2 separate regions of the Homo sapiens genome follow, and region 1 is linked to region 2. Evidence: chromatin contacts called from ENCODE Hi-C or POLR2A ChIA-PET data. All regions are on one chromosome and are shown on one strand. The core of a region is the stretch at or near the end of the contact, and the rest is flanking DNA. Distances in the headings are between cores, read along the strand shown. Region 1 overlaps TOP6BL (TOP6B like initiator of meiotic double strand breaks). Region 2 holds the start of RBM4B (RNA binding motif protein 4B).

What was found. A loop is a pair of places that touch in the nucleus more often than their neighbours do. ChIA-PET counts read pairs that join two places held with the same protein, here RNA polymerase II (POLR2A). Pooled maps may share reads with other maps.
Region 1: a pooled map shows a loop between it and region 2 (2.3-fold over the local background). The contact joins the enhancer-like site here to the promoter of RBM4B in region 2. A Hi-C loop is called at or near these places in 1 of 50 pooled maps. POLR2A ChIA-PET finds 5 or more read pairs at or near these places in 4 of 52 experiments (HEK293, Panc1, SK-N-SH and 1 more).

What each region holds. Positions count from the first base shown.
Region 1 is chr11:66,797,678-66,802,680 of GRCh38, forward strand. It overlaps TOP6BL (TOP6B like initiator of meiotic double strand breaks), which reads left to right. Exons shown (of 15, transcript NM_001302084.2): 5 at 2,964-3,019; 6 at 3,354-3,425. Among named protein-coding and RNA genes, the nearest start is that of RCE1, 43 kb to the right of the region's middle. Within about 2 kb of position 3,359, at least 3 of the 41 ENCODE cell types and tissues checked have a DNase peak (open chromatin) inside an H3K27ac peak, as active enhancers do.
Region 2 is chr11:66,674,465-66,679,468 of GRCh38, forward strand. RBM4B (RNA binding motif protein 4B) reads right to left here and starts at 3,423. Exons shown (of 4, transcript NM_031492.4): 1 at 3,300-3,423; 2 at 2,204-2,627. The coding sequence starts at 2,615. RefSeq lists silencers at 3,036-3,145, 3,346-3,625.

The sequences.
Region 1 (5,003 bases), core at 2,109-4,608, 120 kb after region 2:
TATTTTTAGTAGAGATGGGATTTCGCCATGTTGGCCAAGCTGATCTTGAACTCCTAGCCTCAAGTGATCCACCTGTCTCAGACTCTCAAAATGCTGGGATTACAGGCGTGAGCCATCATCATGCCTGGCCAAGAAATTTTGATAGAATATTTTGAATATTAGAGAGCTAAATTTTTTATTATCTGTAGTTAGATATGTTTATAAAGATAAACACTTAAGCATATCTATGACATCCCCCTTCTGCCATCTTCCTACTTTTTGCCTATTGTTTCAGTCACTATTCTAAGTGCTCTTTGTGCACTCGCTCACTTAACTCTTACAACACCCCTTGTGAAGTAAGTTTTATCATCATCATCCGCATTTTGTAGCTGAGAAAACTATGGTACAGAGAGTAAATAACTTGAAGAGTCAGGATTTGAACTCAGGCAGTCTGGTTCTAGAGTCACTTCTTACCTTATGTTACACAGAAAGAAAAATATAGGTGAATGGAGAGAATAATTAGAACAGTGAGGTACACTGGAGAGGATATAAAAGTCAGATGGAGAAGAGGAAGAAAAAGCAAAGAAAAAAGCATGGAATGTTCCACATATGAAAATAATAGAAATAAAAATGGATAGTTCCTTTAAAAAGGAGGTGAAGGGGCTGGGTGTGGTGGCTCACACCTGTAATCCCAGCACTTTGGGAGGCCGACTTGGGCGGATTGCTTGAGCTCAGGAGTTCCAGACCAGCCTGGGCAAGATGGTGAAACTCTGTCTCTACTAAAAATACAAAAATTAGTCGGGTGTGGTTCCATGCACCTGTGGTCCCATCTACTTGAGGGGCTGAGGCAGGAGAATCGCTTGAACCCAGGAGGTTGAGGCTGCAGTGAACCGTGTTTACACCATTGCACTCCAGCTTAGGTGACAAAGTGACTCTGTCTCAAAAAAAAAAAAAAAAAAAAAAAAGTTAAGGGATAGGGGTTGAGAGAATGGCAAAGAGGCAGGGATGATTTCTGATAATTTGTGACAACCTGGAGCTGTGATATAGGGCTCAATATATTTAAGATTTAGAATTTAAACACAGGCAAGCATTAAGTATGTTTAGGGAAAATACAAGTGATAAAGAATGTATTTTTTGGCCGGGCGTGGTGGCTCACGCTTGTATCCTAGCACTTTGGGAGGCCGAGGTGGGTGGATCACAAGGTCAGGAGATTGAGACCATCCTGGCCAACATAGTGAAACCTTGTCTCTACTAAAAATACAAATATTGGCTGGGCACAGTGGCTCACGCCTGTAATCCCGGCACTTTGGGAGGCCGAGGTGGGCAGATCACCTGAGGTCAGGAGTTCGAGACCAGCCTGGCCAACATGGCGAAACCCCGTCTCTACTAAAAATACAAAAATTAGCCGGGCATGGTGGCGCACGCCTGTAATCCCAGCTACTCAGGAGGCTGAGGCAGGAGAATCACCTGAACCTGGGAAGTGGAGGTTGCAGTGAGCCGAGATTGTGTCATTGCACTCCAGCATGGGTGACAGAGCAAGACTCTGTCTCCAAAAAAAAAAAAAAAAAAAAATACAAATATTAGCTGGGCATGGTGGCGCGTGCCTGTAGTCCCAGCTACTCAGGAGGCTGAGGCAGGAGAACTGATTGAACCTGGGAGGTGGAGGTTGCGGTGAGCTGAGATTTTGCCACTGCACTCCAGGCTGGGAGACAGAGTGAGACTCCATTTCAAAAAAAAAAAAAAGAATGTCTTTTTCCTGGCTGAGCACGGTGGCTCATGCCTGTAATCCCAGCAGAAGTAAAACTTTGGGAAGCCGAGGTGGGTGGATCACTCACTTGGGTGGTCAGGAGTTCAAGACCAGCCTGGCCAACATGGCGAAACCCCATCTCTACTAAAAATACAAATATTAGCTGGGCACAGTGGCGCGTGCCTGTAGTCCCAGCTACTCGGGAGGCTGAGGCAGGAGAATTGCTTGAACCCAGGAGGCGGAGGTTGCAGTGAGCCGAGATTGCGCCATTGCACTCTGCACTCCAGCCTGGGCGACAGACTGAAACTCCGTCTCAAAAAAAAAAAAAGTCTTGTTTCTCTAGGTTCATCCGTGTCACAAATGACAGGATTTCCTTCTTTTTAAAGGCTGACTAGGCTGGGTATGATGGCTCATTCCTATAATCCTAGCACTTTGGGAGGCTGAGGCAGGAGGATCACTTGACCTTGGGAGTTCAAGACCAGCCTGGGCAATATGGTGAAACCCTGTCTCTACAAAAAAATGCAAAAAGTAGCTGGGTGTAGTGGCACATGCCTGTGGTCCCAACTACTCAGGAGGCTGGGGTGGGAGGATCACTTGAGCCTGGGAGACCAAGATCACACCACTGCACTCCAGGCTGGGCAACAGAGCAAGACCCTGTCTCAAAAAAAAAAAAAAACCACAAAAAACTAACTGTATTCCATTGTGTATATACCACATTTTCTTAATCAACAGAAAGACAAATACTGTATGATTTCACTTATATGTGGAATCTGAAAAAGTCAAACTCATAGTAGAGAATAGAATGGTGGTTACCAGAGGCTGGGAGTGGGTTAAGGAAGGAAATAGGGAGTTGTTAGTTAAAGTGTACAAAGTTTCAGTTAGACAGGAGGAATAAGTCTTTAGAATCTTATTTCACAGGGGGGTGACTATAGTCAATAATAATGTATTATATATTTCAAAATAGCTGAGAGTAAATTTCAAATGTCTTACCACAAAAAATGCTAGTAAGTTATGTGATAGATGTTAATCTACTTGATTTAATCATTCCACATTATATACATATATCAAAACACCACATTGTACCCTATGAATGTATACAGTTATAGTTTATCAATTAAAAGTAATGTTAATTTAAAATTTTTTAAGCTTATTCTTTTCCTTTAGGGATTAGATATGGAAGTTTTTAATCTGTATCTTGGCTCATGTTAAATCTCACACTTAACTTATTGTTTTGCAGGTCAGATTTCATTTCAGTGTAAAGGTAAATGGAATCCTCTCCACAGAGATCTTTGGGTAAGTTCTTAGGTCTATGGCTTAAGATGATGCTATGGCTCTGCAATTTTTCTCAGCTATTATTGTCCTATTTCCAAAAGGTTCACAGTTTGATATCTTGACCCAAAGTCACCTTGAAACTAATTTTCTGACACCCCCACATTTTATTATTTTAGTAGATTCATCCCTGTCTCTAGAGGGGGTAAACTTAAAGATTGCCATTTTCCCCTTGGTTAATTAGTTACTGAATTCTAGTAATCGCTGGGGTGGTAGTAGTCATGGGCCAAAATTTATGTCAAACAGAGATTGATTTTAGAATCTTTGAGAGATGGCTTAGCTTTGCTTTGCTTTGCAGGGTGGAGAATGAACCCACTTTGAACCTTGGGAATGGAATTGCTCTTTTGGTCGACTCCCAGCATTATGTGAGGTGAAGGCGTAAAGCCTTGTTGTCCCTCTGCATGTTTTACTCTCCTCTCGAGTACGAATGTGGGTAGAAATTGGAAATTGTCTCACTTGTCATTTGTAAGTGCCAGGTGTCAGCTTCTCTATAAGAAAAGCAGAAGTAAAACTTTTTTTTATGTTGAAAACTGCTATTTTAAGTTATTTATGTATTTGAATCTATTCTAAATGACCTGAAGACATGTGCCTTCTTCTCTTCAGGCCTTATTTTACACAGACCCTGCTAGTTCCAATCCCATTTAGGCATGAGAAGAGAAGACTATGAATTTAAAACTTTACTTGAATTCTTGGCTAGAGAGATAGTATGAATACAAAGGAATTCAGTGTACATTATTTTCTGTGCATCAGCATTTTGCATAGGTTTGGAAATCATCTCTCTGCCCATCTCCATCTTCTTCAGACTCCAAGAAAGTAAATCTGGCCAGGCGCAGTGGCTCATGCCTATAATCCCAGCACTTTGGGAGGCTGAAGTTGATGGATCACTTGAGGTTAAGAGTTTGAGACCAGCCTGGCCAACATGGCAAAACCCTGTCTCTGCTAAAAATACAAAAATTAGCTGGGCATGGTAGCACATGCCTGTAATCCCAGCTACTTGGGAGGCCAAAGCATGAGAATCACTTGAACCCAGGAGGTGGAGGTTGCAGTGAGCCGAGATCACGCCACTGCACTCCAGCGACAGAGCAAGACTCTGTCTCAAAAAAAATAAATAAATAAAAAATGTAAAAAATCCATGGAGGAGGTGGTAAACAATATGGAACACACAGAGCCCTTCTGTCTTGCCTTCCTGTGCCATTTAACTACCACAGAATCCAAAGTGAAAATGAATTATGTCAAGAAAAGACCTAACATATGCTTAAGTCCAATTAATTTATTTTTTCTTTTTTTGAGACAGGGTCTCAGTCTGTTCAACCCAGATGCCATCATAGCTCACTGCAGCCTTGGTCTCCTGGGCTCAAGTCATTTTCCCACCTCAGCCTCTCGAGTAGCTAGTAGCTAGGACCACAGAAATATGCTACCATACGCTGCTAATTTTTTTTTTTTTTGAGACGGAGTCTCGCTCTTTCGCCCAGGCTGGAGTGCAGATCTCACCTCACTGCAACCTCCACCTCCCTGGTTCAAGCGATTCTCCTGCCTCAATCTCCTGAGTAGCTGGGACTATAGGTGCATGCCACCACGCCCAGCTAATTTTTTTGTATTTTTAGTAGAAATGGGGTTTCACCATGTTGGCCAGGATGGTCTCAATCTCCTGACCTCGTGATCCTCCTGCCTCGGTCTCCCAAAGTGCTGAGATTACAGGCATGAGCCACTGCGCCCAGCCCATATACTGCTAATTTAAAAAAAATTTTTTTTTGTAGAGATGAGGTTGTTGCCTAGGCTGGTGTCAAACTCCTGGACTCAAGCAATCCTCCTGCCTCGGCCTTTCAAAGAGCTGGGATTACAGATGTGAGCCAATGTGTCCAGCCCTAATTTAGTCTTTATTCATTAGTTTCTGCCTCTATTTATGTGCCCAGAGGCAACACTAGTAGTCAAAGTCTCTTAAGGCTTA
Region 2 (5,004 bases), core at 2,173-4,672:
GATCCCCCCGCCTTGGCCTCCCAAAGTGCTGGGATTACAGGCGTGAGCCACAGCACCCGGCCTGTCCTTTTCCTTTTATTCAGTTGTATTAAATATATATATGGTTTTTTTTTTTTCTTTTTTGAGAAGGAGTCTCGCTGTTGCCCAGACTGGAATACAGTGGCACAATCTCGGTTTACTGCAACCTCTACCTCCCAGGTTCAAGCGATTCTCCTGTCTCAGCCTCCCGAGTAGCTGGGATTACAGGCACACACTACCACGCCTTGCTAGTTTTCTTGTATTTTTAGTAGAGATGGGATTTCACCATGTTGGCCAGGCTGGTCTCGAACTCCTGACCTCAGGTGATCCACCCGCCTTGGCCTCCCAAAGTGGTGGGATTACAGGTGTGAGGCACCGCACCCTGCCTGTATTAAATATATTTAAAAGGTAAGGGCATTCTGTATGACATTACTAGAATACCTCTGCAGTTTGTACCCAACTTTACATTCTTTTACATTTTGCTCATTACCTGTCAGGAGAAAACCCTCCTTCCCCAGTCTCCACTGTCCATCATGATGATTTCCCCCATCAAATGAAAATAATTAAGATACTTTTAAAAGCTGAAAATGCAACAACATTCCAAAATAAGAAAAAGAAAAACAAATGTAAGAAAAGCAAACCAATAAGGAAAGCTTCGCTATCACACTTTCAATAATTTTCTAACCAGAATAGAAACACTCATGGTTGCAAAGAGCAATCACCTGTCATCATAAAGAGCTTTTACTATCAAAACACTTTCACATCGATTTCTTCATTCTAGCCCCACTACAATCCTGTGAGGGAGGTACAGTAGGGATCATTAACTCCATAAGTGGGGACAATCTTAGTGAGGAAAATGAAGCAGAGAAATGTTAAAACACTTGTCCAAGGTCACACACTAGTTAATGGTAGGAAGTATCTGCAACCTTTGCCCTATGCTTTAAAGAGCAGCTAAAGGCCAAGGCATCACTGGCTGAAGCTGGAGATACTTGATGGTGCTCCTCTACCCATCTCCACTATGCAAACTTTCTTACCCTTCTCTGGTCAACTTTTCCTCTTCTCCCATTATTTTTCTCATTTTGTTTTTTAGTTTTAATAGAAGACCCAAAAGTACTTCTTAACAACCCCTTTAATGACACTCAGGGCAAAAAAGGTGTTGACTTAGGAACCACAAAAGTGGCTATGAACATGAGGTCCAAGACGATACTGTTAACAAAACACTTGTAGAACAGTGCTATCCAAAAGAATGTTCTATGATGATGGAAATGTTCTGTGTCTCTATTAATACGGTAGCCACAGGCCTCATGACTACTGAGTGCTTGAAACGTGTCTGGTATACACTTGAAAAACTGAATTTTAAATTTTATCTAATCTGTTAATTTCAATTTACTAAGCCGCATGTGGTTACCATATTAGCACAGTTCTAGAGTCTTCTGACAACCTCTTGTGGTATTAATGACAACATATGTACCTTTATTATCGGTATAAATAGTATGATATGCTCTACGATGCTTGTACTGAAATTTCTTCAGAAGCGGGACCATCATTCCCATTGAGTCTGATATATTTAGAAATTTCCTTTTCTGAGGGTGAAATGAACAGGTGGAGCAGAACACTCCATGGCATGTTTTTTTGACTCTGCTTGAAGAGACTGCACAACTTTGATCAACAAAAAGATACTCCCGCAGATCCAGACTTGCCACCCAGATTTATAATATAGGGCTTCCTCTAGATGTCTTTTTTCTTCTTTCCCACCAGTATCCACCCAAAGCAGTAAAGAATATAAATCTTAAGCACTTAAACCCTCAAATATAAGGCTTCCTGATCATCACCAAAGAAGCAGGTAAGCCACGGACCTTTATCCTCCCTTCTCTCATGAGGTACTCGTTTCCCCAAGCAGATTACACTTCCAACAGCACTCGAATCAATGCAAGAATCCCGCAGGGTAAAGTAACCCACAGTTTGTGATTCTATGCAGTCGGTGAGCAACATCTTAGCAAACCTGAAAAGGGGAAGTGTTTGCTTCCCCAGGGGTAAATTATGCTTAAGAGCGGTAAACATAATCTATTATTTCCAGCTAAAACAGAATGGAAGAGACCACCCAGCAAGTTCTATAGTCTTGTGTTCTTGCCTGTTTTGAGCTAGACCCCACTCGGCGCTACTACCCAGGCCCAGAGCAGTTCACCTTGAAACTCTGTGTTGTCAAGGCCCCTGATGGCCTCCACTGCATCCTCTGCCCGCTCCATGTGTACGAAGGCATAATCTTTCACGATGTCACATTCGATGACCGGACCATACTCCTCAAACTTGGCTCGAAGCTCTTGGTTGGTACAAGTGGGGCTGATGTTACCCACGTGTAACTTGGTTGAAGCTTTGCTCTTATTCTTGCTGGCTTCCACGTTGATGTTCACCCCATGAAGCTTGTAATGGTGCAGGTTGCGTATGGCATCCTCAGCTGCCGTCTTGTCTTCTATGTGCACAAAGCCGTAATTCTTAATGATGTCACATTCCAGCACCTTCCCATACTGCTCGAAGAGTGAGCGAATCTCCTGCTCTGTAGCCTCCCGGGGAAGGTTTCCGATGAACAGCTTCACCATCCTGACAAGAGCCTGGGAGAGAAACACAAGACTTCAAAAGTCAGGGGTGTGGTGGGAAATTTCGGTGCACTGCAGCATTTTCGTCTAATCCTCCAAAGTTCTTGCACCTTCAAGACCCTCGTACAGACATTCATTATTCTTCCTCAATAGAAGAAGGGCGGTTTGTTCTCGAGAAGTGCGAGCTATGCGTGACATGCAAACAGGAGGTCGAGGGTCAGCATGCATAGCCCAGTCTATCATCTCCGTGAAGTGGAGCGCAATGAAATACCAGAATTAGCTGCTTCATGTCTTAAAATGAGGGAAGAGAAAAGCCCAAGCAAAGGCAAGGGGCATCAATCGCAGTGCGCCTGGTAACAAGGTTTTGGAGGGAAATCTGTGTACCTCTCCTGCGCGCACTAGCGCCTTTCAAGATACTCTAAAAAGAAAAAAGTCCCCTTTCCCCCAAACCGGGGACCAACCACCTCGCCCCCAGCGGCCCACCCTCCAGCTTCTTCGCCCCAACAAAGACTCGACCCGACCCCTGCCCCGCCTCCTTCCGGAGACCCGGCCCCGCCTCCTCCCGTTGTCTTCCCAGACCTCCCGCTGCAAAATGAGAAACCCAAATCCGGGCCGTGCAGTCTGCCGGAGGCCCGGCCCGACCCGCCCCCGAGCTCCCCACATCACACACACACGACCCCCTCGCACCTCCGGGTGGCGGCAGCGACGGCGGCTCCCACGTCAGAGAGAACCTTACAAAATGGCGACGGCCGCTCGAGCCTGGACGCGACCGGGCCCTTTCTCGCGCGCCAGCTCACGCACGCGCGAGTGCGCGCTGCTTCCCTCCCCTTCCCCTCGCGGGAGCCGAGTGACCAATCCCGAGGCTGCATACAAATGACCACGCAGCACGGGGGCGGGGCCTGTTGGTGGTGGCGCGGCGCCGCGGAGGTCAGCCCACCCCCAGCCCCAGCCAGCCAGTCACCACCCTGGAAAGGGTCGCCACTGCTGCGTCAGAGGGGCTCTGAACGCAACCACTGCCTAGAAAAGCGGAGGCCTTGGGGAGTCGCTCACCACAATGGGTCCTGCTCTTGGGCCCTTTGAGGGGGGCGGGGAGCTAATGACAGAGGAATCTCCCCGAGGGCCCTAAAAAGGGGCTTTTGTAGCGGGCTGGCCGGCTTCTGTGGCAGCTTGGGGCAACATTTCAAAAATACAGGTGCGCCACATTTTAAGCAAAACTAGTCATTGTTTTGTAGCGCTTTAAACATTATTTTAAAGTTTGTCATTGCAGAGGTGTTATTTATTGCTACGGAAACTGAGAACCAAGGGGCAGAAAGATAACCTGGCAGAACTGGGACAGGCCTAAGAGGCATTGCTACCCAGGCTACGCTTAGTCATGTTTTGTTTGCTCGTGAGTATCCGTGGTCTGATTCTCTCTCACTCATTGTGTGTCCATCACAGTCCTGGTCTGTGGTGAGCACGCCAGAGGAATACTTGGTGGAGAGGCCCAGCGAGGTCCCTAGTTCTGGGTGGGACAGGGTCTCCTCGTACACACCAAGCTGGAAGTCTAGGCAACTGAGTTTCCCGACTGTCTAGCATTCAAAATTCAGCTGTGGTCCAAGGGCACCTCCTGGCGGTAAAAACAAGCTTAGGCGTGCCAGGTGCGGCGGCTCACGCCTATAATCCCAGCACTTTGGGAGGCCAAGGCGGGCGGATCACGAGTTCAGGAGTTCGACACCAGCTTGGCCAACATGGTGAAACCCCGTGTCTACTAAAAATACAAAAAATAGCCCGGCGTGGTGGCGGGCGCCTGTAATCCCAACTACTCGGGAGGCTGAGGCAGGAGAATCGTTGGAACCCGGGAGGCGGAGGTTGCAGTGAGCCGAGATGGCGTCACTGCACTCCAGCCTGGGTGACAGAGCAAGACTCGGTCTCAAAAAAAAAAAAAAAAGAAGTTTAGGCTGATTCCCCACTGTCACCTTCCAGCAAAGAGTAGCCTTTTATGGAGATTGATGGATTGGGTTTATCTCCTAGTAGAGCCCGCCAGGGAGGTTGTCAGCCACCATTCCTCATTTTAGTGGCTCCATAATGGCTTCTCTGATACCATCTGGGACACATTCCCCAGGCTGCCCTCTTCCACCCCAGCTACTTGGATATGTTCTTTACCTGAGTTCTTTTTGTTTCTCAGCCATTTCAGAAGAGGCACTGTCCTTCCAATTTTATTTTATTTTTATTTTTTGTTTAATTTTTTAAAGACAGAGTCTCACTGTGTCGCCCAGGCTGGAGGGCAGTGGTGCGATCTCGGCTTACTGCAACCTCCACCTCCTGCGTTCAAGCCATTTTCCTGCCTCAGCCTCCCGAGTAGCTGGGACTACAGGCGTGCGCTACCCCCCAGCTAATTTTTGTATTTTTAGTA